Linked DNA regions of Mus musculus: region 1 is linked to region 2. The links are chromatin loops, found by intact Hi-C in ENCODE. Cell type or tissue: gastrocnemius. All regions are shown on one strand.

Evidence for each region. A loop is a pair of places that touch in the nucleus more often than their neighbours do. Peaks named below come from ENCODE experiments on the same cell type or tissue, not always from the same donor. Only the 100,000 strongest peaks of a DNase experiment are listed, where the experiment ranks them.
Region 1: it touches region 2 in a loop (3-fold over the local background); 22 of 42 quality-filtered maps call a loop at or near these places.

The regions. Positions count from the first base shown.
Region 1 is chr9:4,309,727-4,313,726 of GRCm38, reverse strand. It overlaps Kbtbd3 (kelch repeat and BTB (POZ) domain containing 3), which reads right to left and starts at 3,984. Exons shown (of 3, transcript NM_001164574.1): 1 at 3,793-3,984. In gastrocnemius, a CTCF peak has its summit at 2,302 (motif pointing right); no DNase peak of the experiment used is centred here; H3K4me3 peaks cover 1,212 bases; H3K27ac peaks cover 1,287 bases.
Region 2 is chr9:4,374,432-4,378,431 of GRCm38, reverse strand. It overlaps Msantd4 (Myb/SANT-like DNA-binding domain containing 4 with coiled-coils), which reads right to left and starts at 1,880. Exons shown (of 3, transcript NM_145609.2): 1 at 1,809-1,880. In gastrocnemius, no CTCF peak of the experiment used is centred here; DNase peaks (open chromatin) are centred at 1,541 and 2,011; H3K4me3 peaks cover 2,322 bases; H3K27ac peaks cover 1,610 bases.

The DNA of each region.
Region 1 (4,000 bases), 65 kb after region 2:
GATAGCCAGGGCTACCCGAAGAAACCTTACCTCAAAAAATAGAATAAACAAACAAATAAATAAAAACAGCAACAACAAAGAGAGAAATTCACTTATAAGATCTCATAAGGCTTTGCTCAAAAGGTGCCACAGTAAATTGGTGTCACCATTGAGACAGGGTTTCACAATGTAGCCTTGGCTAGCTTTGAATTCAAGGAGGTTTCTATTACCTTATTATAATTGTCAGGTTTAAAGGAAACTCCATCTCCTCACACTAGCATCCTAGCCATTCTCACTTCTTCCTCAATGCTAAGCTCCCAGCTGCCTGCTCATTCATGGCCTTTCTGGCCCTCAGCTACTCCTCCTCCTTACAACTATTCTCACTATTCTGGGCTTTTGCTATTCTCACTCTCTCTATTCTCTTATCTTTGGCTAGTCTCCCTTTATCAGAGAGCCTGGGCCATAGCCACCCTACTGGCCATGTTCAATCTCTCTCTCTCTCTCTCTCTTTCTCTCTCTCTCTCTCTCTCTCTTTCTTTCTTTCTTTCTTTCTTTCTTTCTTTCTTTCGGTCTCTGTCTCTGTCTCTGTCTCTGTCTGCTTTGGCCTCTTTCAGATGCCTCTGGATATTTTCTCTCTTATGCACCAAAAAAAAAAAAAAAAAAAAAAAAAAAAAAAAAAAACAAAAAAAAACAAAAAACAAAAAAAAAACTCTTCCTCTTATTTATACTGCACCTCTCTTGCATACATCTTTGACAAAACTCTTATATGCATCCTGGGTTTCTGCACCAGGTACATGTGAGGGGGCACAGTAAAGAAAAGTGCTACATTACTCTACAATATGGTTAAAGTTATCACTGTAGATATGAGAGAGAGAACTGCCAGAGGCATTTGGAAGAATTCACTATATTTAGCAGGCTGACTTTTAGTTGGCAATCCTTTACTCAACCTCTCACAGGAGTGAGCTGTCGCATCCTGTGTCTTAAAGCATGATTCCAAATTAATCCACACACTCTCTCTGTGCTATTCCTTCATCAACAACTACTATGCAGAAGAACACATATGCTATGTATTCATGGAAGTGACTTCAAAACAGACTATATTGAAATTATAAAAATTAGTTTAAAATTTTAATAGCTCAAGAATTAGGCTTAGCAATAAATCCTTGTTATAAAGTAATGATTTTATTAAGTAATTTATAAGATAAATTAAAATAAGGATGGGCTGTGTTCTACTTCATCTGGACTTTATTTCATTAGAGCATCCAGTCACTAATATCTAGATATGGAGTTTACTATAGAAGTTATGTAAAAGCACTGTATTAATCAGCATTCTCTAGCACCGTAGAACTTATAAAATAATTCTCCCGCCTCTCTCTCTCTGCATGCACACACACACACACAAACACACACACACACACACACACACACACACACACACACACACACACCGGATTATATATTATAACCTGGATTTTTGGAAGGACTTACAGGCTAAACCAAAAATAGCTATCTGTAATCTAGTAGTTGCTCAGTTTCAGCTGGTCTTCTGTCTATGCAGGAATCCTGAAGAAGTAGGCTTCAGTGCCAATTAAGGAACAGATATGATCTAGTGGAACGAGAGCTGTTTTGGAGAATATGACAGACATACATACACCTACACTTTCTATATTTTCTTTCTTTTTGTGTTTATTATCTAGTGCTGCTACTTCTGCATATTTTGTATGCTCTTTAAATCCTCTAGCTACTTATACAAATCAAAAACTATTATTATCTCTATTTTATAGATGGGGAAATAAGTACTTTGCACAAGGTCACATACAATGAGTAAGTGGGAAGCTGGTATGTAAACTCAAATACTCTGACTCTGGAGGGCTTGCCCTCATCCATTACAATACTAATCTTTTTGAGGATGTATTGTTGACACCTAAATGATGAGAAGGTAAATCAACAGAGAAATTATATAAAGCCCTCAAATGAAAAAGGAGTCTTTTGGTTTTAAAAAGTTAGAGGTAGCCATTACTGTCCACAGAAGACAGAGATGCAGAAAACAAGTAAAGGACCTATGATTCTAAAGTCAAGAACCATTAACTTCTAATGTGGCAGTAATTTGATGTTCCAGTTTTAGAATATATTTGTAGCTCATAAGTGACATAAGTTGAAAGAAGGTTATTTGTTGGAACATTTAGAGTAATTATTGTGGAAGGTACTATTTTAAACCCAGGACAGTGCATAACTAGACATGAGGGTTTTGGTTTTTTTTGTTTTTAATTTACTTATTTTATGTAAATGAATGCTCTATCTGTATGTACACCTGCATGCCAGAAGAGGGCATCATCAGATCCCAGGGTAGATGGTTGTAAGCCGTCATGTGGTTGCTTGGAATTGAACTCAAGCCCTCTGGAAGAGCAGACAGTTCTCTTAACAGCTGAGCTATCTCTACACCCCACTAGACACGAGTTTTAATACGAAGTTGCATCTCCAGCTCAGTGACATGGCAAAAAGCAAATATGGTCCATCCCTCTGGAGTGATTGCTAGAATGGCCATCATCTTCTGTCTGTCTGTCACTGGCATACACATTAGAAATTTCTCCTTCTCTGTTAGACACTTAGCATAACATGCAATTCCAGTACTCTTATCTTTAAATACATATCAAACAACAACAACAAAAAAATCCCCATCTCTTGACTTCCTATTCTCCCCTAGGCACCACTGTAATTTTCTACTCCTTATCCAGGATAACAAGCTTGACAATACTCTTTTGGTACCATTACGTCCAGTCATCATGAACCTAGTCATGTTCCTCTTTTGTCCTACTTGAACTGCTCTGGCCCACGTCACCACACTATCATCAAAAACACGGGGAAAGACACTATAACAGGATTCTTAGCTACATAGGATGAAAAACAGAACTTGAATTATTATAATTACTGATAAGGGTATTAGTGCTTGCTGTCTTTATTCATCCCCACATTGCTTACTGTAGCTTTTTCTGTGTGCTTCAGATACCTTGTCACATTATGAGGTCTTTGCAATATTCACATCTTAAATAGCACCTCACTCACTCTTTTAACAGATAAGGGGTTATATCAAGATAGCAATGTCTGTGTGTGAGTGACTCAAACTGCCATGTAGCTGCAGAAGACTCGAGGGGTGTGTAATATCACAAAAAATGTTAATGGGAATAAGTACAGATCAGACTATACCCATCTCTAGGAATACAGAACTAATGGACAGTGGTTGTGTAGATTAGATTATTGCTAGCTTTCCCAGATACTTTCTGGCCACCTTAGAAAGGTTGAATCAGCATGACACCTATCTACCATCATCCACGAAATCCACATTCATCTGCAGAGACCAACTTTTCCATGGACCCTAACTCGTCCTCGACTTTGTTCAAATGGATGTTCACAGAAGAGCACCGACATCCATCTACACAAGCAACCAAGGAAACAGAAATGCACTGGTGTGACGGCAGGAAGAACAGCATGAGGCATCAAGGTGCGCAGAACCCTTGAGGGGCACAGCAAAGCTTAGAGGGCTTGCACCACCGATTCTGTTCTCGGTTGGCCCGGGGTAGACAGGGAGGTCTGCGGAGGGCCCATTGGCAAACGAAGGGAAGGGTCACCTCCCTGCCGGCTGCCATATAGAACTCCCTGTGCAGAAGGCTCCTCGCTGCGGACCTTTCCTTTCCGGAGCGCTCACGAGATGCACCACAACCGAGAGTAGTAGGAGCCTTGCCTCCAACAGCCAGATTCAAGCCGGTCCAAGCCGGTCCAAGCCCACTCCTCCCTCAAACCGCACAGCTCACCCACCTGCAACTGCAGTCGGTGAAGTCTCCACCCAGGCCCAGCCTGTAAACTCCGGCTGCGATTGGCTTGTGCGACTGTCTCGTTAGCTCTTTCTCCAGAGTGAGCAGCTAAAACGGTTCTGAGAAACTCTGGTCCCGCCCTTTCCGAGGAGAGCGAGCTAAGCTCACAAGACGTCACGCCGTGCCGCAGAGCTCTGGGTTGACTCTGAATC
Region 2 (4,000 bases):
ATCTTTAAGGTAGAAAGATACACCTTTGATCCAGGTCATTTGAGCTGGAAAAATCCACCTCTAACCTGGGCCGCATCTTCTGGTGAACCCCATGTAGAGACACAGAAGAAGGACACTTATGCTCTTGGCCTGCTTGTTCTCACCTCACTAGTCCATTCCTTCATTATCATTAGAGCCTAATTCTCTGGGATTCCAGATTATGCTAATGACCAGCTGAGACATCCAGCCTCATAAATTGAACTAGACTCTTGGACTCTCCATTTATAGCCAGCCACTGTTGGATTAGCAGCCACTGTTGGATTAGACTGCAGCTGGTAAGTCATTCATATATATGTATGTATATATATATACATATATATACATACACACATACATACATACTTTCTAAAAGTTCTGTTACTCTAGAGGACCCTTATTCTGGTCAGTCTTCACTTAATCCAGAGAAAGACTTTACCTGAAGCCTTGACAGTATTGAGTTAAAGAACATTTGAGCATCAGTGCAGTCAGAGATAAAATCTGTTAGCTGCGTTTACAAAAGCAAAAACTAGCAGATTATGAATATGTCTGTCTTTTTGTACCATTCCTAGTACCTTGATGCTGTGTATGAGAGGTTTGGATTTTCTCTAACAGACTCCCAAATAAGTTCATCAAAGGTATTTACTCAGCTCCTACATTTGGGGCACCATTCCTGGTGCTAGGGATAGAACCGGTCATAAAATGTACAATTACACTATTTTTGATGCCCAACACGTCCCCCTCTTTATTGTTTTCATCCTGTTCTTACAGTAAGGAACTTGACAGTCAGTCACTAAATCTCAGGTCCCAGTGTTCGAACCACAGACAGCAGCTGTTTTCCTGAACTTCCTGACCATTGGGAAAGGAAGAATAAATAACCCTCCAACTTGTGGAGGGCTTCCACAATTATTCTTTACTGTTCAGAAACAGAAATGTTGTGCAGTGCACTCACATAACTACCAATGATGTACTGTAAGATAAAACTAGGTATTTCCTCTGTAACGACTGAATGGACTTTCTAGGTTTTTGTCTAACATAGAACTAAAAGATCTGGAAAAAAAAAACTGGCAATAACATCTAAATTAAAGAAAGAAAGAAAGAAAGAAAGAAAGAAAGAAAGAAAGAAAGAGAGAGAGAGAGAAAGAAAGAAAGGAAAAAAGAAAGGAAGGAAGGAAGGAAGAAAGAAGGGAGGGAAAGAGGGTAGGTTTGGGGGGGGGCGGGGGAGAGAGGGAGTCACTAAGTAGTTAAGAAGAAAAGCATTCCAAATCTACAAACTTCCCTCCACCCCTGTCTCACTCCAATCTTATTTCAAGAGTGACTTCCCTTTCCTCAATATTATTACAGGGTAATTATTTTCCTTCCTTTAAAACTTGAGGTGATAAACACAACTGAAGTTTGCTTAAGGGTCTCCCGCTACGAAGTAACGTTGGGAAGGTGCAGTTGAGGCCTCTGGGACGATGGATCCCACAGCCTGGAGTTTTCGGTGGGGGAGGGGTCAAGGTGGTGCAGCGCCCAACTAGAGTCCAGGCAACTTGGAGGGTTATTATTGCTTTCCGAATGGTCAGCAATAGCCCTACCTAGGTTTCCCTCACTTCTGCAGAGGCCCAGAGCTTCTCCCGAGTCAGGTGACAATTATGAGTGGGACTTTACTCCACAGCCTCGGGATCCTGCGCTCTTCAATGTCAAAACCAAAGCTCACCGAGGCGACACCCCACAGAGACCCACCCTGCCAAGTCTCCTCTGCTCCCTCGAGCTCCCCAGTCCCCGTTGCTCCGCTGCAACCCAACACTCACCTGCGACCCCGGGGCACCTCTGTCGGATCGCCCCTGAGGGTGCTGGAAAAGAGATGCTTCATGGAGTCCCCGCCCACCAACTTCTGCCTGCTCCGATTGGCTGAGATGGCTGTTGCTCATGGGTTGCAGCTAATCCATTTGTCCAGGGGGAATTGCCACTCTGCCTTAGAGCCCGCCTCAGGCCAGGCCTCACAATGGGAATCGAGTCCCAAACCGGTTCCGGGTTAGTGCCCTGGACAACGCCCCGAAGTGATTCGCCTCCCGTTCAGCGCTCACTTTTTGCCACGTGACCCTGTCAATCAAGCGTCCTCTAGCAAAGGATTGGTCCCTAGAGACAGTCTTGCCTCGCTGCTCCGCCCGATGGAGACTGGCCTTTCAATCTCCAAACTCCGCTCCTGTCCTTGATCTTCGATAAGGCCAAGGAAAAATGGAAACCCTTGGGTCCTCCTCTCCTATTCACCTAGCTGCGGTCTCCGTGGACCTCAACCTCTGACGTTGCCTTTGCAGTTTTCAAATCAAAGACTCGTTTTGTACTCTTAACCTAAAATGGAACATTTGGCTTGTGGACGGTTTCTCCAGTGTTCTCCATCTCCTCCCTCTGATCCTTCAGAGCCCTACGGGCTGATGTCTCCTTTGGCATTGTCAGTGAACCTGGTTTCCCACTTCCTCCGTTTCAGGAATGTCCAGTTCTCCCTGAAAATTACTAATACCCATCCTCTCACAGCCCACTCTTCAAATTAGAGTCAAATTGAGACGCCTACAGTTTCTCGGGGGAAATTATTCCTAATATGCAAATTAGGAAATTCTCTTTAGGCTTTTAAAATCCTAATCCTGCTTTTCTCTCAGGCTTTTTTTAACATGGTCTCCCTTTTTGCTTCCCCCAGCTCTCCACTGTTCTTTTGAACTCTTTAGTGTCTTAGGGACTGCCTTTGCCTTGCTGTGTTTCCACCCTGTAAGGCTTTCCCAGGATCAGAATTCATTTTGGAAATTCTTTTTTCTTTTCTTTTCTCTCTTCTCTCTTCTCTTCTCTCTTTCTTTCTTGTTTGTTTGGTTTTTGTTTTTTGTTGTTGTTGTTGTTGTTTTTGTCTTTTTGTTTTGTTTTGTTTTGTTTTTTTGAGACAGGTAGCTCCGGCTGTCCTGGAACTCGCTCTGCAGACCAGGCTGGCCTCGAACTCAGAAATCTGCCTGCCTCTGCTTCCCAAGTGCTGGGATTAAAGGCGTGTGCCACCACTGCCCGAGAAATTATTTTCTAAAGTAACCTTTCCTATGCAGTTACTTCGCAGCTACTTCAATTTATCTCTCCAATATAAGTTTGCCAGATGGGAAGGATGGCAAGCTAAATTTGAATAACAATTTCAGGGTGACATTCCACATTTTTTATTTGTTGACTCTGACAATCATGCTCAAGTGAGATCAACCACAACCTATATTTTCCCCATTATAGCTCTTTTTTTTTTTTTTTTTTTTTGCGTAGCAAAGCTTCTAGCATGTAATAGACATTTTATAAAAAGATGTAAAAGCATGACAAAATGTTGTGTGTATATAACAAGTCTTTATTTTTTCATATAATAGTCTTTTTTAAAATTAGGTATCTTCTTTATTTGAATTTCAAATGTTATCCCCTTTCCTGGTTTCCCCTCTGAAAACTTCCTATCCCTTCCCCCCTGCCCCTGCTCACCAACCCACCCACTCCTACTTCCTGGCTCTGGCATTCCTCTACACTGAGGCATAGAACCTTCACAGGGCCAAGGGCCTCTCCTCCCACTGATGACCAACTAGGCCATCCTCTGCTACATATGCAGCTTGAGTCATGGGTTCCTCCATGTGTACTCTTTCGGTGACGTCCCTGGGAGCTCTGGGGGTACTGGTTGTAACAAATCTTTAATGTTTATTTCTAGAAAAATAATTGCACAAACTATGAAGTATTTATGAACTATGATCTTTGAAGATCAATGAACAGTTTTAAGATTTTTATTATAATTTTGCCTAAAGAGAAAAAAAATGATTTTTGCCATTTTGTAAGAGATACAGACACTTTGGTTTTTGGAATATTTGAAGCAAAATCCCCTTTATGTAGAGCAAGCTATCCAGGAACTTTACAATCCTCCTATTTCAGTAGCACTATAATCACTAGAAACTTCTATTCTGTAGAGCAGGAATAAAAGTCCCAACCCCCAAATTCACTGCAGTGA